2 separate regions of the Homo sapiens genome follow, and region 2 is linked to region 1. Evidence: chromatin loops called from intact Hi-C (ENCODE). Cell type or tissue: CD14-positive monocyte. All regions are shown on one strand. Links, peaks and the distances in the headings refer to the core of each region. The heading gives the core; the rest is flanking DNA.

Region 1 (16,135 bases), core at 5,558-8,057:
CATGGTGGCGCATGCCTGTAATCCCAGCTACTCGGGAGGCTGAGGCAGGAGAATCACTAGAACCCGAGAGACAAAGGTTGCAGTGAGCCGAGATCGTGCCATTGCGCTACAGCCTGGGCAACAAGAGCAAAACTCCATCTCAAATAGTAATACTAATATTTAGATTATAGAACAATTTAAAGTTTAAGGTTCTGGCAAAATAATTATTCTTTGAAGTAACTGGGTAAACTGTTAACAGCTCAGAAAAGTCTATTTTAATTATTTCTAATCAGGGGCCCCATTTTATTTTTCTTCAAAAAGTAATACCATCCTATATGTACATTAAAAAACTTTTTAAGGATTTTTACCCTGGGTAATATTCTTTATTATGCTCCTAACAGTGTTGCATGCCGAGCAGGGTCTTATTTGGTTGAGAAGATTGAGGCTTAGTTTGGAAAGTACCAATCTCAGAGCAAACCCAGGTCTCCCCAACTCCTGGCCTGAGTAGCTAGGACTACAGGCATGTACCACCACACCCAGCTAATTTTTAAATTATTTTTTGTAGAGACAGGGTCTCCCTATGTTGCCCATCTGGTCTCAAACTCCTGGCCTCAAGCAATCCTCCTGCCTCAACCTCCCAAAGTGCTGGAATTAACAGGTGTGAGCCTCTGTGCCTGGTCAGTGCCCTTTCCATTCTATCAAAATCAGATGAAATCTTCCATATGAAAACTTATAACACTTTTTCCCTTCTAGGCAGCTTATTTGGGGCCTCCTCTTTCATCCTTATAAGAAAAACCATGGCCAAAAAAAAAAAAAAATAGGCAGGATGCTAAGTGCAAAATATATCAACGTCAGTATAACTGATTAGGAAGATTTACAGACCAATAGGCAATCATTTTAACCAATTCTTGAAACATAAATTTTATTAAGTAATTTCAGAATGTAACAACTGGGTTGTCATCCAGTACTCCCATTACATCATCGTGCTCCTTGAGACTTAGAACGTCATGTAGTTCTAAAATGGGGCTGCGGTGTGGCACAGTGGCTCACGCCTGGAATCCCAGCACTTTGGGAGGCTGAGGCAGGCAGATCATGAGGTTAGGAGATCAAGAACATCCTGGCTAACACGGTGAAACCCCATCTCTACTGAAATACAAAAAATTAGCTGGGCATGGTGGCACATGCCTGTAGTCCCAGCTACTTGGGAGGCTGAGGCAGGAGAATCGCTTGAACCTGGGAGGCAGAAGTTGCAGTGAGCCGAGATTGCACCACTGCACTCCAGCCTGGGCGACAGAGCGAGACTCCATCAAAAAAAAAAAAATGGGACTGCGGTGACAGTCGCAGGGCTGCATAAAATTACTAAGACTGGTCAACCTTAACATGGGCTAAATGTATAGTTCATAAGATAAACCTCAAGAAAGCTGTTAAAGCCATATACCCACTGTTATGGGCTAAATTGTATCCCCCCAACCAAAAAAAAACATTCACATGTCGAAGTCCTATCCCCCAATACCTTAGAATATGACTGTCTATTTGGAGATAAGGTTTTAAAGAGGCAATAGAATTAAAATGAGGTCATTAGAATGAACTCCAATCCAATATGACTGTTGTCCTTATAAAAAGAGACTTGGACACAGATAGGTACAGAGAAAAGACCAAGTGTAGTGAGAAGGCGGCCACCTACAAGCCAAGGAGAGAGGCCTCAGAAGACACCAACCCTGCCGACACCTTGATCTCAGACATCTAGCCTCCAGAATTGTGAGGAAAAAATTGTTGTTTAAGCCACCCAGTCTGAAGTCTTTTGTTATGGGAGATGGGAACCCTCACAAATTAATGCACTCCTCCCAACACACACACACACACACACACACACTCACACAATACAATGCTACCTAATACAAGCTATATGAAAACCTACCCTTATGAATAGCTATTGATTTTTAATTCTCTTCTGGGCCATTTTTTTACTCATTAAATATTTTATGCTTAAATTTCAATTATTTATGTTTTAATGCTAATGGTTATAGATTTTAAGAATGAACTACGAGGCCAGGTGCAGTGGCTCATGCCTGTAATCCCAGCACTTTGGGAGGCTGAGGCGAGTGGATCACCTGAGGTCAGGAGTTTGAGACCAGCCTGGCCAACATGGCGAAACCCCGTCTCTACTAAAAATACAAAATTAGCTGGGTGTGGTGGCGCATGCCTATAATCCCAGCTATTTGGGAGGCTGAGGCAGGAGAATCACTTGAACCTGGTAGGCGGAGGCTGCAATGAGCCAAGATCGTCCCATTGCATTCCAGCCTGGGCAACAAGAGCAAAACTCTGTCTCAAAAAAACAAAGAATGAACTATGAAAATTCAGCACAGAACATCAAAGAGCTACCATAGCCTTATTAACTACATAGCTCAAATCCATAAAAATACAAATAAACCATGTTCTTTGTGGAGAATGACTTACCCAAATTGTCCACAGTCACTGGTGGATACTGTGAAAACTGGAGCCAATATCTGGGCACCTGCTTCCTTACTAACCACTTAATGCTCATTGCTAGTCACAGAGTGGCCCAAAAAGCTGGGCCAAAGAAAGGGAAGATAAAATAATTCTTGTCATTGTGACTATACAAACTGTATAGAGTCCATATAATTAGGAAGCATAAAAATCATACAGTAAAGCAAGCACTATTTATTATATTTCATAACAGTAAAATTTCCCTTGTTTCAATTCCCTTCTCAATTTTGGACCGCAGGAACATTTTGTGCCACAGTGAAATCCTAAAATGACAGAAAAACATTGGGGTTAAGAAGTGTTTTTAGTCAGATGAGTTCTGAGTTGGGCAGCAATGAAGTTAAACACTGGCAGGCAATGGCATCTCTCCTTCATGCCTGTCCCCACGCTTTGTTGACAAGTTGGGGTGCAAATAAATGTGTGTTGCTGTGTTCTACTTGAAACATTTGACAAGGACCTTTTCTTTGAAAATCACAATTGCAAACAAAAGTCTAACCTGAGATAAAGAGAGATTAAAATGGCGAAGAACCATCTTGAAATCACAGATACCACCCTCCAGTTCTAACAAAATAATTTGTTTTCTATGGAGGTTAGGGAAGAAAACTTCCCAAACAGATGTAATGAGATACTTTGTAGAGAAAACATGAAGCTAAGACAGTGAAATGTTGGGTGGTGTTCTATAACCCAGAAGTCTGTCCCCTGCTGTTTGTCTTACTTTTTTCTTTATGCTTATATTTTAACTACTCACCGTATCCTCTTTCACAGACCCTACAGAATTGGTGACCAAAGAGGCCATCTGCTTTCCAAGAAAATCACTAGTAAATTGCCCAGTATTTAAAGATACCTAACCCCAGGCCAGGCGCCGTGGCTCACACCTATAATCCCAGCACTTTGGGAGGCCAAGGTGGGTGTATTACTTGAGCTCAGGAGTTCAATACCAGCCTGGCCAACATGGCAAAACCCTGACTCTACTAAAAGTACAAAAATTAGCCAGGCATAATAACACACACCTGTAATCCCAGCTACTTGGGAGGCTGAGCCAGGAGAATAGCTTGAACCCCAGAGGCGAAGGTTGCAGTGAGCCAAGATCACGCCACTGTACTCCAGCCTTGGCAACAGAGCAAGACTGTCTCAAAATAAAATAAAAGAATAAAGATACCACACAGGAGTAGCTTCCAAAACTCAGCTCTCTTTTTTTCTCTGGATTGACAACCAGTTGGAGCCGCCATTAAAGAAAGTACACAAATTCTAAAATCCTGGTGTTTAAATCTAACATATTTCCTATGTTAGCTGGCCGATAAGTTTGGAAATGTATATTTAATGTATCTCCACAGAAGCTATTTGCATGTCCAAGAACGTGACAACCTATGAAGGTGTTTACTTCATAGGCAGAGCAAAGTTTCAGACCATCTAACTATGCAGCATAGTTTATGTAATTCCCTCGCCTTTCAGAGGCTTTTTCAAATCTTGTGTTCACCAGGGTAAAACAGCACCAATTCAATGTCTACAAGATCAGACTACAGAATAGGAAAATCAAAACATTAAATTAGGTGTTAGACTAAATTTCACTGTGCTTTAGGGTAGATATCACCAATGGACAAGGATCTCTGCTTTTATGATTATGTAGGTTAATGGCCTGACCAAACCAATGGTCTTTAGTTTCCATTTTGGCTGCAGAGCAGTTTAAGTACAGGGCCTTGTCTTGCCATTCTACCTTATATCCCTGTGTTGACATCAAGGGGACCCATTTCAAAGAGAATATTGGTTTACTATTTCAGAGTATATACTTATGAACATGAAACTCATTCTTAATATAAAAGGAAATGGAGAGTGCCAATTTCCTTTGGATGAGATTTGAGCTAAGAACAGGAGGAAGGGTCAGGTGTGGTGGCTCACGCCTGTAATCCCAACACTTTGGGAGGCCAAGGCGGGCAGGCAGATCACTTGAGATCAGAGGTTTAAGGCCAGCCTGGCCAACATGGTAAAACCCTGTCTCTACAAAAACATACAAAAATTAGCCAGGCATGGTGGCACACACCTGTAGTCCCAGCTACTCAGGAGGCTGAGGCAGGAGAATCACTTGAACCTGGGAGGCAGACGTTGCAGTGAGCCAAGATTGTACCATTTGCACTCCAGCCTGGGTGAAAGAGTGAGACCCTGTCTCAAAAAAAAAAAAAAAAAGGAGGAAGAGCTGGCATTAATCCAGCTAGAAAACCTACCCACTGATAGGAAAACTGTGATGTTGGTCAAGTCCTTTATTCCGTTAGGTCTCTGTGTAAAGAGGGCTGCAATAACTTCCTTCTTATATTAACACTCAAAAGAAAATTTATAAAACAATATAGTCCATTTATTAGAGCAAAAAATGAATGGGGGCTGATGAGTGTATAGGGAAGAACCATTAGCAAAATGATGTATTAAATGTCTGTTTCCATTTCTCTTGTGATAGATCATCGCTTGTTCATTTAAGTAACCCCTATGCTTTGGTAATAGCTATCAGCATATAAAATATTGTCTATGCTCCCCCAAAAAAAATCACAAAGGTTCTTAGCCTCATAAAGTTCGATAAATAAGCATCGGAATAATTTCAAAAGTATTCAATGACAAAGAAATGTGATATTTGTAACTATTAGCTAAAAGTAAAATTAAATATTACACATCTATGAGGCTGGCCTTGGAGATGAAGAAAAATGCAAAAACAAATTATGAAAAGTAAATTGGCCGGCCTCAGTGGCTCATGCCTGTAATCCCAGCACTTTGGGAGGTCGAGGCGGGCGGATCACCCGAGGAAGGGAGTTCGAGACCAGCCTGACCAACATGGAGAAACCCCGTCTCTACTAAAAATACAAAATTAGCCGGGCATGATGGCACATGCCTGTAATCCCAGCTACTCGGGAGGCTGAGGCAGGAGAATCACTTGAACCCGGGAGGCGGAGGTTGCGGTGAGCCGAGATCGTGCCATTGCACTCCAGCCTGGGCAACAAGAGCGAAACTCCATCTAAAAAAAGAAAAAGAAAAGTAATATCTTCAGGGACTGCAGTGTAGGATGTTTCTGTGCAGCGTTTTATTTAGTGAAGTTAAAGATACCATGAAGCATACCAAACCCGTTTATATATAAAATAGAAAATCATTTCTCCATCTGAAGGGAAGTCTATTGACTACGTTTTAGTAAACTCTGAACCAAAGAACCTGCGAATGTCACTCTTCCAGCAGGAAGCATCTGGTTCATTCAGGCTATACCACAGACTGTCCATCATAACATTTAGAAAAAATGTCAGCTATCACAACCCTCTACCTCCATATTTTTTACCCCACCTAAGTATGTTGGTTCCCTAGGCTGCTACCACAAAGTACCACAAACTTGCCTGTACCAACAAAAATTTGTTATCTCACAATTCTGGAGGCCAGAAGTCTGAAATTGAGGTATAGAAGGACCATGTCCTTGCTGAAGGCGCTTGGGAAGAAGCCCCTTTTGCCTCCTCTAGCTCTTGGTGGCTGCCGGCATTTCCTGGTTCTAGACTCTTCACTCCAATTTCCACCTCCATTGTCACGCAGTATTCTCCCTGTGTGTCTCTGCGTCTTTGTACAGCTTTTAAAAAACACCAATCCCAGCCTGGACAACATGGGGAGACCCCGTCTCTACGTACAATTTAAAAATCATCCAGACACAGTGGCACACACCTGTAGTCCTGGCTACTCAGGAGGCTGAAGTGTGAGGATCACCTGAGTCTGGGAGGTCAAGGCTTCAGTGAGCTGAGATTGCGCCACTGCACTCCAGCCTGGGTGACAGAGTGAGACCCTGTGTCCAAAAAATAAATTAAAAATAAAAAATAAAACACCAGTCATTGGATTTAGGGTGCAACCTAATACAGTATGATCTCATCTTAACTTGATCACACATGCAAAGACCCTTATTTCCAAATAAGGTCATGTTCTGAGGTTCCAGGGAGACGTGAACTTGGGGAGGCCCTATCCAACCCAGTACATTCACCAATGACAAAAATATGTTTTTACTAATCAAATATCATCTGAGAATCCACAATTTTTAAACATATATACTGTGTTAAGAGTACAAATACAAGTACTCCAAATTATCCTTTTAAAGTTTCTGTGTGTGTGTGTGTGTGTGTGTGTGTGTGTAATGGAGTCGCACGCTTTTGCCCAGGCTGGAGTGCAGTGGTGCGATCTCAGCTCACTGCAACCTCCGCCTCCCGGGTTCAAGTGATTCTCCTGCCTTGGCCTCCTGAGTAGCTGGGACTACAGGCGCCTGCCACCACGCCCCTCTAATTTTTGTATTTTTAGTAGAGACAGGGTTTCACCACATTGGCCAGGCTGGTCTCAAACTCCTGCCCTTAAGTGATCTGCCCACCTCGGCCTCCCGAAGTGGTGGGATTACAGAAACGAGCCACCACACCTGGACCCTTTTAATCTCAAATGACTGAAATTATATCTACACATCAGACAACTTCTCCTGCGCTGGGTACAGCAATGCCAATTGTTGTTGTTCTTTACTTCCTGTTTTTTTTCTTTGTTAATCTTTAAAAAAAAAAAAAAAAGATAGTTCCTAGTTTAAAAAAAATGCTGCATCCCTGACCATCTTTTTGAAACATGACTTGCTTCAGGAACATGCTCTAGTTTTATGCCTCCCTTTATAGTTATAAAATAGATTTAATTTTTTCCTATGTACCCTATCATCCTGTCTTAGACAAACTTACAATACTTAGTAGCTTCAGTTAACAAATACGACTATGGAAAACAGGTGATAGTCATCATTAATTTAAGGTAAAAAGTAGAGCCACGTGGTTAAAATACAAGTTTGAAGAAGTCTACTATTACTGCTTTTATGTATGGAGAGCAGTGATCTCAAGACATTTCATCTTCAGAGACTGAACTGACAATGGGGCTGATATGAGAAGAAAAACTGTCATTTGAGATACCTGTTGTAGTAGCCTGAGTTTTAGACTGAGGCTTGAAGACAAAAAAATTTATTGAGCTGGGCAAAGTGGCTCACACCTATAATCCCAACATTTCGGGAGGCCAAGGCAGGAGGATCACTTGAGCCCAGGAGTTCAAAACCAGCTTGGGCAACAATTTCTAAACATGTATATTCTGTTTAGAGTCCTGATACAAGTACAGTACAAATACAGAGTTTCTATGGCAAAAACCTGTCTCTACAAAAAATACAAAAATTAGGGGGGCATGGTGGTGAGCACCTGTAGTCCCAGCACTTGGGAGGCTAAGGTGAGAGGATTGCTTGAGCCCCCGAGGTCAAGGCTGCAGTCAGCTATGATTGTGCCACTGCACTCCAGCTTGGGCAACAGAGCAAGACACAGTGGCTCACGCCTGTAATCCCAGCACTTTGGGAGGCCGAGGCTAGCAGATCACCCAAGTTTGGGAGTTCGAGACCAGCCTGACCAACATGGAGAAACCCTGTCTCTACTAAAAATACAAAAATTAGCTGGGTGTGGTGACAGGTGCCTGTAATCCCAGCTACTTGGGAGGCCAAGGCAGGAGAATCGCTTGAACCTGGGAGGCAGACGTTGTGGTGAGCCGAGATCGCACCACTGTACTCCAACCTGGGCAACAAGAGAGAAACTCTAAAAAAAATAATAAATAAAAATAAAAATAAAAGATGTTTCAGTCCTGAAAATAAGAGGAAATATTCTAAGTCACATCCAAACCTCTAATTTCTCATCTCACTGAAGTTCATGGAGAGGAAGTTTTGAATCAGTAGGCTCCAACTTCTCACTGAGGACTAGCAATTGTATGTAGAGAAGGAATAAGGAAGTGGCAACGTAACACACCCAATGGAAGGTCAATTTCTTGGATTCTATTTATTGCCCAAATGACGATTTGAAGTCAACATAAAGAAATATTTTTTTGCAATTGATTTTAAAGCTGTGCTTGAATATAGTGAGAAAGAGCAGTGACCTGTGTATAGATAGAATCTTCTAGGGGCAATCTCTTTATGGATATCACCGATCCTTATATCTGAGAGATACAGACGTTTTTACCTCTTGGGTAGGCAGGCTTTCTTGCCTAGATGAGCCAAAATAATTACATCAGCTCTTTCTACCTGGAAAGACTCCCTCGCTAACACCTGATAAGACTTTATAGGATAAAGGAAAAACTTGACTAGATTTGACGAAAATACAAAACTACTTCTTAATCTTTAGTGTTTAAATCATTAGTGGTATTTCTAATTAGCCCCTCTAAAGCTCTCATTTTGGTAACAGGACCCTACTAATATTATCTAATGATGTGAGATGTCAGGCATTAAAACTGTTGTTCTTATTTTTCATTTGCTAACCATTCACATTAAACCATGTGGATTATGGCACATACAGTGTAATGCACAGGTTGAAGTAGGCGGGGTTTCATTTCCATCCACTCCCAAGACAGAGTTTAATTTTACATCTTGGGAAACTGACACCACACCTGCTTGTGACAGTATGTTTTACTTTTTTACTTACATAAAATACAATGCCGTATATATGGAAAAGGGTTAAAAGCCTGAAAAAGGCTTTCTGTTTTAACATATTTTTTCTGTTATACAAAGCCATACCACCAAAAAAAAAATTTTTTAATATCCTACATGCCAAATCTACTTAGTCATTATTTTTTACTGCTTCTGATTCAAATAATTTAAGGCTAAAATAATAAGCATGTATTGAGACCCAGCACCCAATTGGGTGGTGTCTGGGAAACAAAGAAGTAAGAGGAAAAAAATTACCTTCACTCCACCCCACTCCTTCCTCTCTTGGCCACACTCAGCATCTCAGCTATATCCAGGATGGTCCTAACTCCAAAACCTTAAATTCAAACACACTCCTCTTGGAATATGATCTCCTGCCTCCCAGTTCTCATTCTCTTCCATCCACTCCATCTCTTCTTCAGTTTCATCAAGACCTGTAGGTACGTGAGCCCTTTCTTTTTCGCCCATCTGCCATGACCACTCTCTTCTTATCCACCATAGACATGGTAGCTCCTCAGATTCTTTCCTGCCAAGATCTTCAATTCCCTTGCCTCCTTGTCCCCCTGACATGTCTCTCCCTTGAAACCACAAGCTCGATCTAACCAACTCTTCTCCTGTTGACATTCGTAGGGGCATAGTTGGAGGCTGCTGGAAGAAAGCCCACCACCCCACAGACTGCAGCTAGGCCATTAATGCTGCCCACCAGGCTTGTGTTTCCTGGTCAGCTGTTCTCCCCGTGCTGCAGTGGCTATTTCCAACCTTCTCAGCTGTCTTCAAACCTTCTACCCCCGTAGAGCAGAGACAGCTAGCTGAGGAGCCAACCAGCATCTCCTTCTTCCAGGACCCCCAGGAAAGCCACAAACTACCAAGTTCAAGTCATGGAGTGTGAGCAGAAGTGATGTGCCCCTTCAAGCTCCTTATTGTTGGAAATATCTAAAACCTTTAAAGTAAAAAAAAAAAAAAAAAAAAAAGGCCAGGCATGGTGGTTCGTACCTGTAATCCCAGCCCTTAGGAGGCCAGGGCAGGTGGATCGCTTGAGCCCAAGAGTTTGAGACCAGTCTAGGCAACATGGTGAAACTCTGTCTCTACAAAAAATACAAAAAAAAAAAAAAATAGCCAGGTACAGTGGCATGTGCCTGCAGTCCCAGCTAGTTGCCGGGCTAATGTGAGAGGATCGTTTGAACCAGGGAGGCAGAAGCTGCAGCGAGCCAAGATCGCACCATTGCACTCCAACCTGGGCAACAGAGTGAGACTATCTCAAAAAAAAAAAAAAATTTAAATGATGTGCCTCTTCTCTGGACCAGGCTTATCCAAACCTCTCACAAATGTTCCTCTCTTTCCCCATCTGCAGAGTGGGTGCTAGGGCCCGGGGCCACCAGTTAAAGAATCAGAGCCTCTCTCTCTCAACTGAGGTCCAGAATGACTTTGTGAAGCAAATAAGCAAAACACACACACACACACACACACACACACACACACACACACACACACACCCCCACTCAATCCCTGACGCTCCGCTGTGCCCAGTGGGAAATACATATAGGCTCACCATTGAGACGCGGCTGCGGCAGAGTGGCCCTTCACTACTCCACCCTGTGCTGGCTCCTCCTGCTCAGCATGTGGCCTTGCTTCCTGTTCTACCAAAGAAGAAGGAAAATGTGTTTTGCTTTCCTTTAAATAATAGATACCAGCTTCCTGTGGCCTGACTAATTAGGGCTTAATGATGCCTGTTATCATCAAGGAGATGAGCTCTCACCTGATATGAGATCAGCAGTCATTAGGGCCTCCAGCCTCTAAATCTCAGCACGGAGGGCAAGGTCTGAGGGCCTGGGGGCAAAGGCAGTTCACAGACCCGGGCTCCGGACCTCTGCCCTTCCACGTTTTCTACAGAATTATATCCTAATGGAATGTGTTTTTCTGTCTAAAAGTCTTTTATTGAACTTCCTTATGTTTCTGTAACAAAAATAGGTGTACACATTGAAATTTTAAAAAATTATTTACTTCGATCTTAAAGCTCTGTATTTAAAATTTTTCTGGATTAAATTATCTTTACCATTGTTTTCAGTGAACAGTTGATCAAAGTACCTAAATATTACATATTTTAAGTCATTAAACAGAAAGTAAATATAAAATATAAAGGAAATACATTGAGAATGAAGCTCCTGAAAGGTGAATGGTGCTATTTGTTTAATAGTTTAGAGGGCTTTTGCAATTTTTAATGTATCTGTAGATGACAGCCTGAGACTAAGTTGGCATGGATTTTATTCCTATTTTCATATATATATTATATATATATATATATAATATATAATATATATAAAACTGTGAAAAACTTGTTCACATAAATAAATAGAAATGGGAAGGGAATTTGGGCATAGAAATGATATTCAATTCTCCGAACAACTTCTCAGTTTTACTGATAAGATTAAATTATTGTGAATGCTTTACCACTAGAAATAAGAACTTTCTTAGTTCATCTGTCAATGAAACAAATCACTTGATTAGCTGACAGGTGAGAAACAAATAAACAACATGATTATTTCCTCCTTCAACTGAAAACTCTGGTTTGCAAAAGAGCCCATCAGTCCATCATTCACTTTCTCAACACTCCCACCCACTGCTACCGTTTGCTTTCTTTTCTTTTTCTTTTTCTCTTTTTCTTTTTTGGAAACAGAGTCTCACCTTTTGCCCAGGCTGGCTTCCCAGGTTCAAGCCATTCTTCTGCCTCAGCCTCCAGAGTAGCTGAGTTTACAGGCGCCCGCCACCAAACCCAGCTAATTGTTATGTTTTTAGTAGAGATGGGGTTTCGCCACATTGGCCAGGCTGGTCTCAAACACCTGACCTCAGGTGATCCACCCACTTTGGCCTCCTGAAGTGCAGGGATTACAGGCTTGAGCCACCACGCCCGGCCTACCATTTGCTTTCATATGCAGGGGGTTAGACCCAGGGAAAATGCTCTTCAGGAAGATTCGCATGAAGGCAAACTCTCAGGAAGAAAAATTTAGCAAAACATACATATGGAATTTGCTGCCCCCGGCAGTCTAGAGGAAAAGGACATCCATTCCGTCTCTTGGGGCTGAGGCCCCGCTGAGACCAAGCTACTGGACTTTCTCTCTGATTCAATCAGGTAAGACCCAGCATCTTCTAGGACCTGCAATCCCTGGTGACAGCCAGCTCCTGAACCCAGTGGTAAGAAATTTCAATCCTTGACCCACTCTGGAGAGGAACACTGCTCTCCTTCACTCCCTCTGGGTCTGGGGAGGAAGTGGGGAAGCATTAAAATGTGCTTTGTTCACACTGTGAGTCTGTGTTTTCTACATAAAGAAAATCTAGAACTTGACAATGAGTGTTCCAGCAAATCAATACACTAGAGATTCTGACTGAATTCTCTTCCTCATGTTTGGAAAAGAGCTCTTCATGTCACGTCACTTCACAGTCTGCTTGTTCTGGAATGGCTGCCATGCTCTGGTTGTCAGAGGCATTTGAACCAAAGCAATTCCATCTTAAATAGGGGCTGGGTAAAAATGAGGCTGAGACCTACTGGGCTGCATTCCCAGATGGTCGGGCATTCTAAGTCACAGGATGAGCTAGAAGGTCAGCACAAGATACAGGTCATAAAGACCTTGCTGATAAAACAGCTTGCAGTAAAGGAGCTGGCTAAAACCCACCAAAACCAAGACGGTGACAAGAGTGACCTCTGGTCGTCCTCACTGCCACACCACCACCAGCGCCATGACAGTTTACAAATGCCATGGCAACGTCAGGAAGTTACCCTATATTGTCTAAAAAGGGAAGGCATGAATAATCCACATTTTGTTTAGCATATAACCAAGAAATAATCATAAAAATGGGCAACCAGCAGCCTCGGGGCTGTTTTGTCTACTGAGTAGCCGTTCTTTTATTCCTCTACTTTCTTGATAAACTTGCTTTCACTTTACTCTATGGACTCACCCTGAATTCTTTCTCGTGCGAGATCCAAGAACCCTCTCTTGGGGTCTGGATGGGGACCACTTTCCGGTAACAGGGCCTTCCTGATTTAATTGGGGATAGTTGGGATGGACAGGGACTCACAGTCACAAAATATGTCTACCTAAGACCAGCATTAGGAGCAGGATGAAGGGTCTTTCTCCTGGAAGGGCTGTGAGCTTGCTAATGCCAGCTTTCCCTCTCTCTGTCTCTTCACATTGTCAGAGTACCCTTTCTCCTGGTCAAGGCTAACACCCCAACCTGGCCCTGTGAGGAAACCATTCCCCACTACCCTCTCAACCCCCTGCACCTCACTTATCCCCCACCCCACCTCTTCAGGGATCTGTAATCTAAATACAACCTTCTGGCCAGGTATGGTGGTTCCTGCCTGTAATCCAGCACTTTGGGAAGTCGAGGCAGGAGGACTGCTTGAGGCCAAGAGTTCAAGACCACCTGGCCAACGAAGCACAACCCCATCTCTAAAAACAAGTAAATAAATACACCCTTGTGTAACATCACTAACCTCCCTGCTAGTACCTTCTCTTCACTATTTAAAATGCTGATAATTTCTCCCTAGAAACTCACTCTTCCAGGTAGTAAATCATAAAATGCAGCTATGATAATTAAAATATCTTGGAACTGCAAAAGAAGAAAACAGAGGTACAGAGTCCAGAAACAGACCCAGCTGCATTCTAAAATGAAATTTGTGCCATGTTGGCATTTCAAATCAATGGGAGAAAGTGCATTGTGTAATAAATAAAATACTTTGAAGATAACTAAATCTTAAGCCCAATTTCCCCTCATAAGCCAAAAGGAGCTTCCTGATGAATTGAAAGTTTAAACATAAAATCATACAACTACTAGAAGAAATCCTGGGAAGTCATTTCTAAGCATGAGGAAGTCATTTCTAAGCAGAGATGCAAAATCCTAAATTTAAAGGAAAAGATTTTTAAATCTGTTAATGTAAAAACATAAAACTTACATTTACTTACAATGTCATATCATTCAAAAAATAACAGCAAAGGACAAATAACAGAAAGTCCAAATGACTTGCCGAATTCACTTATTAATTCTAGTATTGTGCTTTCCTTTTTCAATATTTATGCAAATCATCTCATCTTCTATTGCATTACCTAGAGCCTCCAAAACAATGTAGGGGTAATAAATAAGTTGAGATAAGAAGTATATCTGCCTTGTTACTCATTTTAATTCAGTTAACTTTTTTTGTTCTTCAATAGTTGGTATGATGTTTGCTTTTGGGTTTTGGCAAATCTCATCATATTTAGGTAGCTTTTTTCTCTGAAATGAATACTGAATTATCACATGCTTTTAAATATTTATTAATATAATCTTGCAAGTTTTCTCTTTTGTTACTCTAATTGATTATTATTTATAGTTTTTAAATGTTGAACAATTCTTGCATTCCAGAATAAATCTATTTAATTTTGGTATTTATTCTCTTTTTTTTCTTTAAGGTTAACACTTCAATATATTGACATTTTCGCTTACAAACGTACAATTTGCATATGTAGGGAAAAAAATCAGTTCCGTAGGCACAAGAGAATAGTAGAGACAGAAAGCAATCACAAATAGATCAGTTCCGGGGAGAAAGTGGAACTGCATTCCATGGCTTGTATCTACATACACTAGGGAAGGAAAAAGAAATATTCCACAGGATCAAAACTTGATGTGGAAAATAAACTTGGGTCATTTTATCTCAATTGAGAATCTTCTTATGATCCAGGTGGCTACACTGAGTCCTGGATGGCCTAAAATGGGCAAAGTCTGGCCTTGTTCACAAATTATGATCCAAGATATTAACCACAGTTCTCCCTCTTCTCTTTAATATCCAAGACCCTGAAGTTGACTCAAGGAATGAAAAGAACAGAGCAAAAAGAACAATCGGATTAGCATGTAAGTAATGTCAACAGCCAACTTCTTCAAGGTATGGATCATTATTTAAAAGTACACATAGAGGCCAGGTGCAGTGGCTCACGCCTATAATCCCAGTACTTTGGGAGGCTGAGGCAGGCAGATCACGAGGTCAGGAGATCAAGACCATCCTGGCTAACACGGTGAAACCCCGTCTCTACTGAAAATACAAAAAATTAGCTGGGCGTGGTGGCAGACGCCTGTAGTCCCAGCTACTCGGGAGGCTGAGGCAGGAGAGTGGCGTGAACCTGGGAGGCGGGGCTTGGAGTGAGCCGAGATCATCGTGCCACTGCACTCCAGCCTGGGCGACAGAGTGAGACTCCGTCTCAAAAAAAAAAAAAAAAAAGTATACATGCAAGTAGAATGTTACTCAAAACTGAACAGAAGTTTCTTCTAACTCACGACGCACTTCTTCACTTGGAATTACTAAGTGTAGCACTGTAAACAAAGAATGTCATTGAGAAACTGAGGCTATCAAAATGTTGGCATCTATGGGAGTTGTGGCCAAGGAAATGAAATATCTGAGCTCACCTTATCCCCAGCATGCATTTCATACCAGGATCAAATCACTAATGACCGTGAATTTCCAGGCTCAACTATGGCTGCCTAATGAGGCTGGCCCCACTGGGGATGGGGACTGGGGAGGGGACACACACGGGTGCCCAAGCTTCAGTCCACATCTCCCTCGGTTCATCCAGAAGCAGCCATGGGGCACAGGAAGACGTCTGCTTCAAGAGCATTTCAGCTGCAAAAGTCTGGTTCCTGTAATTCCCTCCCGGTAATTCCAAGTCCAAAATTACCACAAGTGCAACATGAAAAGCTGTTCATAGTTTTTAAGTAAAGCGTACATACAGCTTTAATAACGATTATAATCTGAACAAAGCCGTTCTTATTACACAGGATGGAAAATCTTCAAAGCGACATTTTAAACCATGGACACTAGTGTTGTCATACGTTGCATCTATCCAGAGATGACAGATAAACACACATCCTTCCAGGTGGGAACAGACACTCTCATGTCAACAAGTCCCCTAGGACTGGCGATAAAAACAGACTTGTGGTCACCACTCGGTTTCTCTGGCATCTGGCTTCATGTGGAATCCTATGTAAGTTGGCCTCAGAGGGAAGTGACTGAGCAGCAAAGCAAGACAGCATGTATGTAACTAGTCGGGCAAAATAACACGTCTGTGCTACCTGGAACGTATGTTAGGGAAAACAGGACCGTATGGAGCGTGGGGCAGAGATATTCACTGTGCTAAACTGCCTTTGTAAAATCACATG
Region 2 (16,135 bases), core at 4,953-7,452, 56 kb after region 1:
TCAAGGGATTCTCATGCCTCAGCCTCCCGAGTAGCTGGGATTATAGGTGCCTGCCACCACGCCCAGCTAATTTTTGTATTTTTAGTAGAGACAGGGTTTTGCCATGTTGGACAGGCTGGTCTCAAACTCCTGACCTCAGGCAGTCCGCCCGCCTCGGCCTCCCAAAGAGCCGAGATTACAGGCATGAGCCACTGTCCCCGGCCAAAAAAAATTTTTTTTGTAGGGACAGGGTTCTTGCCGTGTTGCCCAGGCTGGTCTTGAACTCCTAGGCTCAAGCAGTCCTCCCCACTTAGCCTCCTAAAGTGCTGGGATTATACGCGTGAGCCACCACATCCCGCCCTTCCTCCTTTCTCTTTGTTACTTGCAGATTAATTTCAGTTTAATTCCTTTTGAAATCTAGATACAACTTAGTTGTATTTATGCTTCTGAGGGAGAGAAAAAAGTACTAAAAGTTGACCCCCTCAGGCTGGCTCTGTCTTGCTTTTCATTGCCTCTTCTACTTTTCTCTTTGGATAATTCAGTACATTCAGCACCCAAAGTCTCTCTTCTTCATTTTATTCTCTCATGTTATTAACTTTTCCCCGGCCTTCTGGATTATTGTAGATGATGGCTATTGAGCATGTTTGTGCTTTTGTTCTTTTTCTGCAAAGATTTCAGAAGAGAAGCAGGAAGAGGTATGTTTCAGAAGCTACCCCTGGAAATGAAGGGAGTTTGTCAGTACTGCCTGAGTATTTAAATTAGCTTAATTATTGACTTTTAGCAAAGAAATAAATCCAATTAGTTTAGAAGATTTAATTGAAGAGACTTAGTAAGTGCTGTATTTATCAGAACCGTTAATGTCTGGTGATAATAAAATGATTTTTAGGTAGTTACTGAAGAACTACTAGTTATGTAATTTATTCTTAGGGGAGAGTAGAAAGCAATGGTTGTCTAAGAGTAGCTCCTGTACAACCTCAGAACTAATTGATGAGGTTATTTAAAATACAGACCTTTCCTCAGACTTGGTATTTTCACTTTAAAAAGCTTCTCGGGTTACATAGAGACACTAATGGAGAGAATGAAAAGGCACTTAAGAAATGATACCTGACCTCAAGTGGCTCACAGTCTAGTTAAAGACAGTACCTCTGAATTAGCAGCAGATAATAGAAAATAGATTATAATTTTTGGGTGAAATTATGTGACATGGAAATATTTTTACAAAACAGTTAAGTGAAAAAATTTATAATGATTTATTAATAGTAACAAATAATGTAAAATGAATTACCAATCTGCACATTTATACTTTATGTGCTTTTCTGGTTTAGTGTTATGGTTTACAGTTTTTTTGTTTTTTTGTTTTTTTCTTTTTGGCGACGAAGTCTTGCTCTGTCACCCAGGCTAGAGTACAGTGGCGTGATCTCGGCTCACTGCAACCTCCACCTCCTGGTTCAAGCCATTCTCATGTCTCAGCCTCCCGAGTAGCTGGGACTACAGGCGTGCACCGCTACACCTGACTAATTTTTGTATTTTTAGTAGAGACAGGGTTTCACCATGTTGGCCAGGCTGGTCTCGAACTCTTAGCCTCAAGTGATCCAACCACCTCGGCCTCCCAAAGTTCTGGGATTGCAGGCGTGAGCCTCCACACCGGCCTGTTTTACAATTTAAATAAATTATGTAGGGAAAGGAAAAATAAAAAGTCCTGTTTATTATCCTCAGGAGGCAAAAGAATCCTAGGCCTCCTGGATAAATAGCCTTAGGCAAAAAGAATGAAAACAGTAATAATACATACACACACGAATACAATTGCCCCATAGCATTTGCCCCGTGGAATAGGGAAAAGATAGTCATGATTTACAAGAGCCAGCAGGAACAAGACAAGATACATGTGTTGAGAAGGGAACAGATAATTGGAAGATGCTTTGAGTCTGCAGAAGCTTTGAGTGTTACTACTAACATGCAGAATTATTACCCAGCTGTGTAGATAATCAGTGATTGCTGCCTTTAGTAAGAGGTATAATTTCACTGCAGCAGATAGATTGGAAGCTAAGGGAGGCTGCATCCTATCTATCTATCTATCTATCTATCTATCTATCTATCTATCTATCTGTCTATCTATATCTGTCTGTCTTTCTGTGATGGGGTATGGCTCTGTTGCCCAAGCTGGAGTGAATGGCTCCATCTCGGCTCACTACAACCTCTGCTTCCCAGGCTCAAACCATTCTCCCACTTCGGCCTCCCGAGTAGTTGGGACTATAGGCGTGAGCCACCATGCCCGGCTACTTTTTGTATATTTGGTAGAGATGGGGTTTCAGAGCCTGGGTGATAGAGCAAGAACCTGTCTCAAAAAATAATAATGAAATGAAATTAAAAAATAAAAACAGAGCAACTGCAGACCTTGCGAAGGCACTGGGAGATCAGGACATCTGATCCAACCTCCCCGGCCTTCTTTCTGAAACGCACTGAGCACCTTCCTCCTTCATCCTCCAGGTAGGTTCGTGGTTTCCACACCCAGGACCATCTTCAACATCCCTCCAGTTGTTCCAGCCGGAGGCCCAGGTCTCCCTCTCCGCCCCTCCCTCTTTTTCACCCCACAGCCAATCAGGGCGAAGTCATCTTGAATATCCCTGGGCTGTGTTCATTTCTTTCCACAGTCTAGGACATCACTTCCTCTGGCCTGAACCACTGCAGGTGCCTCCTTTTTGGCCTTCCCGCTTCCAAACCTGCCCCTTTTTCCATCTATTCTCGCTGCAGCCAGAGTACTTTTCTTTAATTCAAATGTTCCCAGGTCCCTTCTTAAAACTCTTCTCTCCATGGCTTCAAAGTGATCAATTTTTGTCTTTAATTTGTTTTTGATTATTTTTGTTTATTTATTTATTTATTTATTTGCGACAGGGTCTCACTCTGTTCCGAGGATGGAAGCAGTGGTACCATCATAGCTCACTGCAGCCTCGAACTCCTAGGCGCACGTGATCCTCCCCACCTACGCCTCCAGAGTAGCTGGGACTACAAGCATGTGCCACAACACCCAGCTAACCTTTTATTTCTTGTAGAGGTGGGATCTTGCTATGTTGCCTTAGCTGGTCTCAAACTCCTGGCTTCAAGCAATCCTACCATCTCAGTCTCCCAAAGTGCTGGGATCACAGGTGTGAGCCACCAGGCCCAAACCAGATTTTTATTTTTAAAAGACAGAGTCTCTTCTCTGTTTAAATGTTGTCAGAGTTCTCCAGTTGCCCTAGCATCAAATCCAATTGCCACAGCAAAAGGGAAAAAGTGAGTGACAGTTTGTTCTTATGCCCAGATAGGGTGGGGGAGGGGCCAGTGCCCAAGAGGACATGCCCCAAACCATCGAAATGGAGAAGGGGACAGATGAGAAGTGAGTAAGAGAGAGAAGAAAGGGAGAATGAGAAAGAGAGGTGGCCTAAGGAACATAGCTAGCAGCCCCACCACCCTGGTACACCTGTCAGGAGAGTTGAAAAATGAGAAAGACTTTAGAAATCATGAGATTTCAATCAGGCTAGATATCACATTAGCTTTTTTTGTTTGTTTGTTTTTGAGACGGAGTCTCGCTCTGTCGCCCATGCTGGAGTGCAGTGGCACGATCTCGGCTCACTGCAAACTCCGCCTCCCGGGTTCACGCCATTCTCCTGCCTCAGCCTCCCAAGTAGCTGGGACTGCAGGCGCCCGCCACCACGTCTGGCTAAGTTCTTTTGTATCTTTAGTAGATACGGGGTTTCATCATGTTAGCCAGGATGGTCTCGATTTCCTGACCTCGTGATCCGCCCACCTCGGCTTCCCAAAGTGCTGGGATTACAGGCGTGAGCCACCGCTCCTGGCCGATACCACATTAGTTTTTTAAACAGACTTGGACTCTGAGCTCAGTGGCTTGTGCCTGTAATCCTAGCTACTTGGGAGAGTAATGGAGGAGGACCAGTTGAGCCCAGGAGTTCGAGACCAGCCTGGGCAACATAGTGAAATCCCATCTCTAAAAAAGAAAAGAAAAATAAAACAGCCTTCTTATAGTCTGTTTTAGTCCAGCAATAACAGGCTATAGTTCAGTCATAATCGGTTAGAAAAATCAATGTTTTAAAAAAGCACCATTCAATTAGTAACAAAAATATATATATGTATAGGCTCGGTGTGGTGGCTCACAGCTGTAGTCCCACCTACTTAGGAGGCTGAGGCAAGAGGATGGCTTGAGTCCAGGAGTTTGAAGTTGCAGTGAGCTATGATGGTACCACTACACTACAGCCTGGGCAACAGAGCAAGAACCCATCTCTGAAAAAAATGAAAATTATCAATATGCTTACTAAGGCGTATGCAAAACCTAAATCAAGAATCCTGGTTGTGTCCTGAAGGACATAATGGAAGAAGGATTTCTGAATGAGAAGACATTCCTCTGCCCAATTATTCTATGAACACAATGCAAGTCCAATTAGAATGCCATGAAGACTTTTTTAGGAATGTAAAAAGCCCACAGACAACCACCCCTACCCGTTAAAATATTACAAAGCAAATATAAACACAGTATTAAATAGTTCCGCAGAGCAGAGAGCTAAAGATACAGACCTCAAAATGTGGGAATGATGTATATGATGGAGGTGGCATTTCAATTCAGTGAAGACAAAATGAACTGATTATTCCATAAGTGGGTTTTGTTTTTGTTTTTGTTTTTTTGAGACACGGTCTTGCTCTGTGGCCCGGGCTGGAGTGCAGTGGTGCAATGTCTGCTCACTGCAACCTCCATCTCCTGGGTTCAAGCAATTCTCCTACCTCAGCCTTCTGAGTAGCTGGAATTACAGGCACCCACCACCACGCGCGGCTAATTTATATATTTATAGTAGATATGGGGTTTCACCATGTTGGCCAGGCCGGTCTCAAACTCCTGACCTCAGATGATCCTCCCGTCTCAGCCTCCCAAAGTGCTGGGATTACAGGCGGGAGCCACTGCGCCTGGCCTCCATAAGTGGTTTTGAGACAATTGATTATACATTCAGAAAAAATAATTAATGTCAGTTTCCTACCTCATTATCTGCATCAAAACAAATTCCAAAATTTCACATTTAAATATAAATATCAAACATGTTAAAACATGCTTAAATAAATCATAGGTGAGTATTTTCATCATTTTAGGATTGGACTGGATTTTGAAAGCCTACTGTGAAGACTAAATCCCAAGGACACATTTGACTTCCTAGGAATATGAAAGTTTGGATCAGTAATGTAGAAAGTAAAAAGTTTCCTCTTCAAAGTTTCCCTTCTTGTTAAAAAATAAATCATAAATGATAAAAATAATAATTTCTTTTAAAGACTAACTTCCTTCAAGCCTCCTCACTTTATGCTAATAACTCTTTGTTAGGTCCACTCCTATGTAGCTGTTATGCTCACAGGCACGTAGTACATTCTATGTCCTTGTACCTTAACCAAGATATTTGTGCTGGACATGCTCACAGGCACCTTCCAGCTCGCAGCCTATGCCCCTTCCCTATTTGGCATAAGCAACTTCCTCTTTTCCTTTGTCTTTCCATTACTTTTACCTATTTAAAAAAGTTTCAAACTGTTAGTCAATCGGGTTTTAGTTTAGACTGTGCTGTCTGACTCCAGCCAATGGAGACAGGACACAGTAGCAGGGACAAACTACTTAAGGAATAAAAATTGCTTCCCTCCTTTGTTTGGATGTGCTGTCGCCATTGTTCCATCTGTGACGGGCACTCTTTCTGCAGAAAGTAAAAATGGCCTTAGTAAGAAAATTAAATTTATGTTCAAGTGCTATTTCTTTGTAGCACCAGGGAACAAACATTCTGTTTCCAAATAAACATTTTACATATAACAAGTAAAATAACACTATGAAAAAAGTCAAAAGACCATTCCTAAAATGAGGGGAATAGGGCAAGTAAGTGGGGCAGTTCCACCCTAAAAGTCCCTGGAATAAATTTTAAAATGGCATATTCTTCATTTCAAACACAGAAGCCGTTCCTGGGAAACCTTGCAAGCCACAGTGCTTGGGTGGAAACATGACAGGCCAAATTGCAACCAGAATTCTTTGATTATAAACAAAAGCATTTTTGTTTCAGAGAAGAAAAAAAAAAAGAGAGAAAGGAAACTAAAAAAGAGGAAATGAATCACTTTCTGAATATGAGACCTCAAGTGCACAAACAGGCTGGGGAGTGGAGATGAGTTAGCTCGGTCATCATCAGTAGGTAATTCTTTTAAAGCTGTCTTTTGGGGAAAAGGCAAAAACCACATACCCACATTTATCTGATTCAGTGACTTTCTGGCAGGAGAGGAGCATGGGATCTCCAACTTTCGTCGGGAGCCATGAGAGTTTCCCCCTCTCCTTTCAGGGTCCCAGGAACTCTGCCCTATTGGAGCTCTGGAGCTTTGGGCTAAAGGAGGCTTGGGTCCAGCACAGATTCCCTGGGCGGCTTTGGCTCCCAAGAGACACAGCAGCTCTACGTACCAGGCACTGTCAGTTTTGACATTGTTGCTGTCAGATATTAACTCTGATTCCTTAATGCAGGAAGTAACTAAAACTAGTTACTTAGTTTTAGCCAGAAATCTGGATTTACTCCTAATTCTGCCATTGGAAACCCAACATGTTCTTAGGCAAAGGATCGACTTCCCTGGGGCTTAGTTATCCCATCTGTTAAATGGTTGTCTTAACTCTGTGCTTACCTCCTCAGTTTGGGGGGGAAGATTAAATAGCGAGAGTAGATAAAAGTATGTTGTAAACTATGTCACACATGGTTTATTAGTATTATTAGGACCGCAGTTCAATCAATTAGGATGTGTTTATAAAGATGTGATTGCAACCGATAAAATGTGATAGTTCCAAAAACAAAAAGAAAAAAAGCTATTTTTTATTTATTTATTTATTTATTTATTTATTTATTGAGACAGAGTCTCGCTCTGTTGCCTAGGCTGGAGTTCAGTGGTGCGATCACGGCTCACTGCAACCTCCGCTGACTGGATTCAAGTGATTCTCGTGCCTCTGCCTCCCAAGTAGCTGGGACTACAGTCATGTGCCACCACACCTGGCTGATTTTTGCATTTTTAGTAGAGACTGGGTCTCGTAATGTTGGCCAGGCTGGTCTCGAGCTCCTCAGCTCAAGTGATCTGCCCGCCCCAGCCTCTCAAAGTGCCACAGGTGTGAGCCACTGTGCCCAGTGCTACATATATATATATATTTTTGTTGTTGTTTTTGTTGTTGTTTTCATGAGAAATGGATAACAGTAAGCTTCTCAGAAGGAGAATGGAGTGGTTGGTGGGCAGGAGTAGAAGGGACAACTATTTTCTATTGTACACTCTTCTGTAACTTTTGAATATTTTAAAGCATATGTTTGTGTTAATTGCTCAAAGAATATGCAAATAAAATTCAAATTTATGTGGTCCAAGTTATTTCCTTCTCAGTTATAAATAGAAATGTACGTACATGTTCACCAAAAGGCATGTCCAAGAATATTCATAGCAGCCCTAATTGTAGTGGCCCCAAGCTGGAACCCTGTCTAAACGCCCAACCACTATAAAATGCATAAATTGTAGTATTTTCCCACAGTGAAATACTGTATAGCAACTACAATAAGTGATCTGTAACTATGGGCAAGAATGTGAATGAATATGACAAACATGTGGAGTGAAAGAAGTCAGACACAGAAGAGTACATACTTTGTGGGTTCATTTATAAAAGGTTCAAAGGCAGGCAAAACTACTGTAAGACATTAGAAGTCATAATAGTGGTCCCCCTTACAAGGTTTTGTAACTTAAGGGGTCAAAGAAGGGCTTCTGGAGTGTTGATAACATTCCATCTCTTAACTGGGTCACTGCTGTTTGCATATGTGTCTTCAATTTGTGAAAATTTATGACACTGTTTTCTGTATGTTACACATCAACCGAAGGTTTAAATAAATAAATAAGAAAGATTGGATGGGGCAGGAACCATCTAATGGGACTCACAATAAAACAACAGAACAATAAAATAAATTTTGCTTTGAGCTTTTCCAGTGATCTCCAAATGGTATCCATTTCATTCCGTCTCTAAGGGGCAGTTTCAGAAATTCACAGAGGCTACCATTTGTTAGTGGCAGCAGAAATTAAAATACAGAGCAAAGGGTGATATTAAAATCAGAGTCAAGTGTATTAGTATCTTTTTCAGTACTATCAAGCAACACTACAATGAAATAAAGATATAATATATAATTGGAACCGTGTCAAGATCTTAAAATGAAGTCACAGAGTTAGCAATGTCGAAGTATTAGAGTTTGGAAAGTCAGTGTGAGAGTAAAAGACATTTTTATATTCCTCAGAACTGAAAAATGTCACTGTATAGCATAGGAAACTTAGCAATAAGTATCCAAAACAGAAGTCAAGTGAAATGTAAATGGATGAATTCTAATCTCAAAGGCCATTAGATGAAGACAATATCTCTAACCACTATCTCTTATGACCTCAAAATCCCCGAGCTCAGGAGATACATAGGCCACAGAGCTGGTAGGTTATGGAGCCAGGGTTTGAAGCCAGATCTTGAAAGTCCAATGTAAAGCACCGCGAACTTTTGTCAGTTACTGGACGACATGCAGCTTTCTTTCCTCAAACTTTTACATGTATTCACACCCTCCTGTCGAGGTTAGCACCTTTGCATCCTCCAGATCCCAGCTGAAATGCCCTGAGGCCTCTTCTGCCACCTAATCTGAAATCATTCTCCTTCTTGATCTCTATGTCTTGTTTTCTTTCTTCATAACCTAGCAGAGGTCAGAGTTGCTTCATTTACTGGGGAGTGGTCCTTGATCCTGTATTCACTTACCAGTCTCCCAGCTGGACTATAAGCTCCATGAGGTGACAGCCACATCTATTGTGTCTCCAGCTCTTACTCCTGCACTTGGCATGCTAGGGATGCTCAGCAGATGACTATTTTAAACGTCAGTCATGGCCAGGCGCGGTGGCTCACGCCTGTAATCCCAGCTACTCAGGAGGCTGAGGCATGAGAATCGCTTGAACTTGGGAGGCAGAGGGTGCAGTGAGCTGAGATCGCGCCACTGCACTCCAGCTTGGGTGACAGAGTGAGACTCGGTCTCAAATAAATAAATAAATAAATAAATAAATAAATAAATAAATGTCATAATGAGTGCCAGGAGAATGTGAGTCGGCAGATCTCACAGGAGACCCGGGAGAGTAGTAGTTGCTGTTTAACTCTGTTTGCTGTTTACCTTCTGTGCGAGCTCAAGCCCAGAAGCTCCCATCTCTGGACCATGATTTCCTCATGTGTTAAATAAAGGCTGATTACTTACTTTCTAAATTTCCTCCATTCTAATTCCCACTCACTAAATTAAACTAATTCACAACAATGTGTGAATGGCTGATGGCTTATTACCATTCCCAGAGGGAGGTGCATTTTTAAAAGATAATGTTCCACATTAATCTCTATTTTTAGGCTATCAGCTCGATGAGTGAAAACAGTGGAACTGACTGGAGAGAGATAATTTTCTGCTGAGAGCAAATGAACCTGAGATTCTGCCCCTGTGAGTCAGCTGCCCGATTAGTTCCTGCTTTTCTCAGCTTCTTCCCCTCTCCTTATTTCAACTCAGGCTTCAAAAGAATGGAAACTTTTTTTTTAAACTTTTTTTTTTCCACCTCACGCCCTCCCCAACTGCTACAGTACATATGGCCATGGGGCTTCTGCTGTGATCAACGTTAGAGAGTTGTAAGCTATGCTCAAGTGAGGCCACAGCTTTGTCTGAAGTTGTATGGTCCCAGTGGGTTTGGTTTCTAGAAACCCCAGGATTTCTTTCTGTTTCCAAGTGTGGGGCTCTAGGTGGTTGCCAGGCATTGTGGTTTTGCAGACGGGGCAGTATTTATCTCTCCCTGAGCCTTAGTTATTCATCTTGTCGTCTTTCCGGAACTCAGAGTGTCCTACCAGGAAAATGAGTGTCTAGGCAGAGAGGACAAAGGTTGGCTCAGAAGAACAAACAAAGAGAGGAAGCACTCAGTAGTAATCACAACATTAGGTAGAGCAGCAAATAGTAAAATTTGGCCTGTGTTTACAGAATGGCTCTGTACAGCCTTTTCTTCCGTTGTTTTGATCCAGCATCTCTAATCTGAATCCTCCAGAACTCTAGCCAAGGGCTGGGTAATCCACCCAGCCGATCCTAGCTCCTGATGAAAGTGAGAATATATTTTGCCTCTTCACACGGGCCCCACCCTTGTTTTTTCCTTTGACTATCATGTTCCTCCTGGCAGCTGGGCGTTGAGGTGGCCTCCTTTGATGCCTGGGTCATAACTCACCCTGAGGGATGTTGCTGTCTGGCCTTACTGGGCACCTGCATCCACACTCACCAGCACTGAAGTGACAATTGAGTGGCTTTGGTCATTGTTTCTTCAGCCAGGGCTTTCTTTCATCTTAGCCTCAAAATTCCCTGCCCTGAAGGTTTATTACCAGAAGAGTTTATTTAAATAAACAACTACTAGGCCAAACTTCACTGGATTCCACCTTGGGAAGATAACCCCCCCTTTTTTTTAGATGAGGTCGCACTCTGTCACCCAGGCTGGAGTGCAATGGTGTCATCTCAGCTCACTGCAACCTCCGCCTCCCAGGTTCAAGCAATTCTCCTGCCTCAGCCTCCTGAGTAGCTGGGATTACAGGAGCATGCCTGGCTAATTTTTGTATTATTAGTAGAGAAGGGGTTTCACTGTGTTGGCCAGGCTGGTCTCGAACCCCTGAGCTCAGGTAATCTACCTTCCTCGGCCTCCCAAAGTGCTGGGATTACAAGCGTGAGCCACCACACCCAGCCAGAGCCTCTTTATTTTACCCAAATTTCAAGGGATCCAGGCAATCTGCAGTGGAATCACCATTAATACGCTGAATGACAGAGATCTAAGAAAAGGGGGTAGTTCAAATATAGCAGATTCATCAGTGTTGTGTGACTTGGGAAAAACTTGCACACACCCCCACCCCAGAATGGTTTTTAGGAAAGGAAAATCCCACATACAGAATGCCTTTACTTTTCTTGTGAGATCTTGCCCTGTGCATTTTTGCCTCCAGAGCAAAATTAAACTCTAGTTCTGGCTTGGTCTAACTCACTGCTACCATCCTTGCCACTCAGTATGAGAAGGGGTGTAAGGACATCTGCATCTTCTAGGAGCTGAATTAAAATGCAGAATCTCAGGCCCTGATCCAGGCTGGCTGAGTCAGAATCTGCATTTTAACAAGATTTTCATGGGATTCATATTCACCTTAAAGTTCAAGAAGCCCCTCTAGCCTCCCTCACTGTTAATTCTCATTTTATTTTTTTATTTAAATTTTACTTTTGTTGAGACAGGATCTCACTCTCAGCCAGGCTGGCGTGCAGTGGTGGATAACAGCTCATTGCAACCTTGAACTTCTGGGCTCAAGGGGTCCTCCTGCCTCAGCCTCCCAAGTAGCTGGGACTACAAGTGTGCACCACAAGGCCCAACTAATCTTTAAAAATTTATTTGTAGAAATGGAATCTCACTATTTTGTCCAGGCTGGACTACAAGCGTGCACCACAAGGCCCAACTAATCTTTAAAAATTTATTTGTAGAAACGGGATCTCACTATGTTGTCCAGGCTGGTCTCAAACTCCTGGCCCCAAGTGATCCTCCCACCTCAGCCTCCCAAAGTACTGGAATTATAGGCATGGGCCACCGGGCCCAGTACCTCACCATTAACTTTTAAACTAGTGTCATGCAATCTAAGAGAATTGAGGTGGCATTGTTGTGTTCATAACATACTGAGGTCAGAGCATTTACAGAGCAATTGGAAACAAGAAAATGCAAGAGCAGTTTAAAAAAAAAAAAACCTTGGCAGGCATGGTGGCTCACACCTGTAATCCCAGCACTTTGGGAGGCAAAGGTGGGCAGATTGCTTGAGCCCAGGCATTCCAGACCAGCCTAGGCAACATGGTGAGACCTGGTGTCTACAAAAAAATACCAAAATTAGCCCAGCGTGGTGGAATGCACTTGAAATCTCAGCTACTCAGGAGGCAGGGATGGGAGGATTGCTTGAGACCAGGAGGTGGAGATTGCAGTGAGCCCAGAGCACGCCACTCCACTCCAGCCTGAGTGACAGAGCAAGACCCTGTCTCAAAAACAAAACAAAAGCAAAACAAAACAAAACCTCTGATAACTGTTGGGATAGTGTAAAACTTTTATTTTCTCATCCTTTTCTTATTGTATTGTTTGAGCTTATTTGTTAAAGGAAGATTTAGGTTTTGTCTTATTTTTATCTTTTTTTTTTTTTTTTGAGACAGAGTCTCACTCTGTCACTCAGGCTGGAGTGCAGTGGCACGATCTCGGCTCACTGCAACCTCCGCCTCCCGGGTTCATGCCATTCTTCTGCCTCAGCTGCCTGAGTAGCTGGGACTACAGGCACTCGCCACAAGTCCCGGCTAATTTTTTTGTATTTTTAGTAGAGACGGGGTTTCACCGTGTTAGCCAGGATGGTCTCGATCTCCTGACCTCATGATCTGCCCGCCTCAGTCTCCCAAAGTGCTGGGATTACAGGCGTGAGCCACCAAGCCCGGCTTTTATCATTTTTATTTAAGAAAGTGAGTGGAAAGCATGATTTGCTCTCAGTCCTAACAAAATCCACAGAGGTAGAAAGTTTTGATAAATGTTAAATGTTCTAAGTGCTATTGTAAAGTAAGTAAATTAACAAACAGGATGCTTAATATTACTCTGTGAATAGCACTGCTGATTAATTGGGCATTTGGGGGTGGGAGGGGTGCCCAGAGCTGGCCCATGTTAAGTATGGGCATCAGTGGAAGTAAGATACCTTTTGAGTGACCACCATTTTGTTTTGTTTTGTTTTGTTTTGTTTTGTTTTGTTTTGTTTTGTTTTGAACAAAGGGTCTAGCTCAGTGGCCCAGGCTGGAGTGCAGTGGCATCATCACGACTGACTGTAGCCTCAACCTCTCAGGCTCAAACCATCCTCCTGCCTCAGCCTCCCATGTAGCTAGGATGAACTACAGGCATGTGGCATCATACTCAGCTACTTTTTAAAATATTTTTTGTGGAGGTGGGGTCTTGCTCTGTTTCCCAGACTGGTCTTGAACTTCTGAGCTCAAGCGATCCTCCTGTCTTTGCCTCCCAAAGTGTTGGGATTACAGGTGTGAGCCCCCTGGTTCAAACAACCACTCTTGTATGGTCATGCAGTGCAGGCTTAAATGGTGTCCCTTTGACTAGATCTTGAACTGTTCTGATCTGACTCACTGTGTAGATCACTTTCATATTTGAAGAGTGTGTGGAGGTGGGGAATAAGGGCTTTGGAGTCTGCTGAGCCAAAGTGGAGTAAGGAGGAGCTGCCTTAATAACTGTAATTTAAAATTAGGCCCAACTTTCATAAACACTAACTACATATAATAACATATAGGTCCAAATTTCTTACACATTCTACTTAAACATACATAGAATACCAGATATGGTACACTCTCCTCACAGTATATTAATCCTAAAGATTTTATTCTCTTAAACATTTGTATACCTAATACACATTCTTCTGGTAGAAAAATATAATACAAAGGAAACTATCTTTTCAGACTATCTAAATCTGGGGTTTATCTTTCCATGTAATTTTTGGGATTGGTATGCTCGTTGGACTCTCATCAGGCATGGTGACAGAGCATCCTGAGCCTTATTTATAGTCTGTAACAGGGACTTCATAATTTGTGGGTCTATAGCCTATTGTGACCTCTCACTTCATGCTCTTCTACCTGTGGGGCTCTGCAATTCTTACCTGAATGATCTCTTGATTTTGCATTTCTTTTGTTCTTAAGACATGTAAATGGATTTTTCATCTCACCTGAATATGCTTTTTTTTTTTTTTTTTAAATTTTTGAGACAGAGTCTGGCTCTGTTGCCCAGGCTGGAGTGCAATCGCGCGATGTCGGCTCATTGCAACCTCCGCCTCCCAGCTTCAAGTGAGTCTCCTGCGTCACCCAAGTAGCTGGGATTACAGGTGTATGCCACCATGCCCAGCTAATTTTTGTATTTTTAGTAGAGATGAGGTTTTACCGTATTGGCCAGGCTAGTCTTGAAATCCTGACCTCAAGTGATCCACCCGCCTCCACATCCCAAGTGCTGAGATTATAGGCATGAGCCACCGTGCCCAGGCTTGAATATACTTTTCATAAACATCCAATCTCAGGACTATGTAACACTCAGTGATAAAAGGTGTCTAATTAGATTTAGGGATAGAGCTATGGCTTTCCATGGTAATTTGGTCACAATGTCCAAGATTGTTTTACTGATATTACTGATAGACACACACACACACACACACACACACACACACACACGGAGGCATGCACAGGGCAAATGAAAATAGTTATAAAAAGGAAATATGTCTGCTTTCTCAGAAGCCCAGAAATCATTTTAAACAAATCAATATATTTCTAACCAACATCATTGAAAACTACAAACAGAAAAACAACATCTGGGGAGCCAAGGAATGCTTGTGTAATGGAATGGTTTCTTAATTGGGCAAGATCTAGTAAAAAAGGGGAAGTCATCTATTTTTAGTTCCTTGGATATCCATCTATGTAAAAGAGGAAGGAAAAACTCCTGCCCCCCCAAAAGCATTAACTTTACCTTAGGACAAGTCAATAAAATTAAATATGTTCTTCCTATAATTTATCTTATTACAGTCTTTTTTTTCTACTGCAATGTCTTAACCTATATATATAATATGTTAACTATTAATTTGATGGATAAATAATAATTATACATATTTATGGGGTCCATAGTGATATTTTGATAAATATATTGTGATCTGACCGGAGTCAACTAGCAATGTCCATTATCTCAAACATTTATTATTTATTCTGTTGGGAACATTCAATATCCTCCTTTTGGCTATTTGAAACTATATATTATCGTTAGCTCTGGTAATGCTACAGTGGTATAGAATACCAGAATTCATTCCTTCTATCTAGTTGTAATTTTGTAACCTTTTTTTTTTTTTTTTTTTTTTTGAGACAGAGTTTCACTCTTGTTGCCCAGGCTGGAGTGCAATGGCCAGATGTGGGCTCACTGCAACCTCTGCCTCCCAGGTTCAAGCGATTCTTCTGCCTCAGCCTCCCTAGTAGCTGGAATTACAGGTGCCCACCACCAAGCGCCCCTAGTTTTTTGTATTTTTAGTAGAGACCGGGTTTCACCATGTTGGCCAGGCTGGTCTTGAACTCCTGACCTCAGGCAACCCACCTGCCTCGGCCTCCCAAAGTGCTGGGATTACAGGCGTGAGCCACCGTGCCCAGCCTGTTTTACTTTTTACTTCTATGAGATTAACTATTTTTAGCTTTGCCACAAGAGTAAGAACATGTTGTGTTTAACTTTCTGTTCCAGGTTTATTTCCCTTAACATAATGTCCTCCAGTTCCATCCATGTTGCTGCAAATGACAGGATTTCATTCTTTTTTATGGCTTAATAGTATTCCGAGGTGTATATGTACCACATTTTCTTTATCCATTCATCTCTTATTGGAATCAATGATTTCATATCTTGGCTCTTGGGAATACTGTTTGAATAAACGTGGAGGTGCAGACTATCTGAAAATAACTTTGGGACTAGAGCACAAAATTCTGACCAGTTAAGGGTAAAGAGTGACGGCTAGCATAAAAGACACCCCTTTTTTGAGGCTGTCTTTTGTGAGATTTCTATCAGTTCCATATCTTGAGAAAATTGTTTGTGGCTATGGTTTCTGATGTCACTTTCCAGTGCAGGGTAATCTCTCCTAGGTGCTATTTTCAGCTGAGGATTTGTTTTTAAGTCACAAGTTTCAGTTCAACATTGTTATTCACCAAATATGTCTCCTGTTTTTGCTTTTTATACCTACAGGCTCCTGGATAACTAGGATAATGTAAATGGATTAGACTGTAATTTCAGGGGCACACATTTCATACAGTGTCTTATTTAACTTTCACCGCCACCCTGTAAAGTAAGAATTGTTTCGATTTTACAAGATATGAAAACTGCCCTTGGCTAAATTGCTAGCAAAAGCAGGGCAGAGTTGAGATTCAAATAAACAAGGTTCAACCTGGAGGACCTTATGCTCAGTGAAATAAGACACACAGAAAGACACAAGCTGTGTGATCTCACTTCTGTGTGGAATCTTAAAAAATCAACTCACAGAAGCAGAGAGTAGAATGAT

Evidence for each region. A loop is a pair of places that touch in the nucleus more often than their neighbours do. Peaks named below come from ENCODE experiments on the same cell type or tissue, not always from the same donor. Only the 100,000 strongest peaks of a DNase experiment are listed, where the experiment ranks them.
Region 2: a loop joins it to region 1, with 2.0 times the contacts of the local background. A loop is called at or near these places in 4 of 110 quality-filtered maps.

Annotation. Positions count from the first base shown.
Region 1 is chr18:59,932,375-59,948,509 of GRCh38, reverse strand. LOC105372151 (a long non-coding RNA gene) reads right to left here. Exons shown (of 3, transcript XR_935546.3): 2 at 10,506-10,593. Among named protein-coding and RNA genes, the nearest start is that of PMAIP1, 40 kb to the right of the region's middle. In CD14-positive monocyte, for the core only: no CTCF peak of the experiment used is centred there; a DNase peak (open chromatin) is centred at 6,969.
Region 2 is chr18:59,875,906-59,892,040 of GRCh38, reverse strand. No RefSeq gene overlaps it. Among named protein-coding and RNA genes, the nearest start is that of PMAIP1, 16 kb to the left of the region's middle. RefSeq lists enhancers at 5,933-6,162, 9,544-9,593, 15,848-16,107. In CD14-positive monocyte, for the core only: no CTCF peak of the experiment used is centred there; DNase peaks (open chromatin) are centred at 5,430 and 6,150; H3K4me3 peaks cover 1,310 bases; H3K27ac peaks cover 1,464 bases.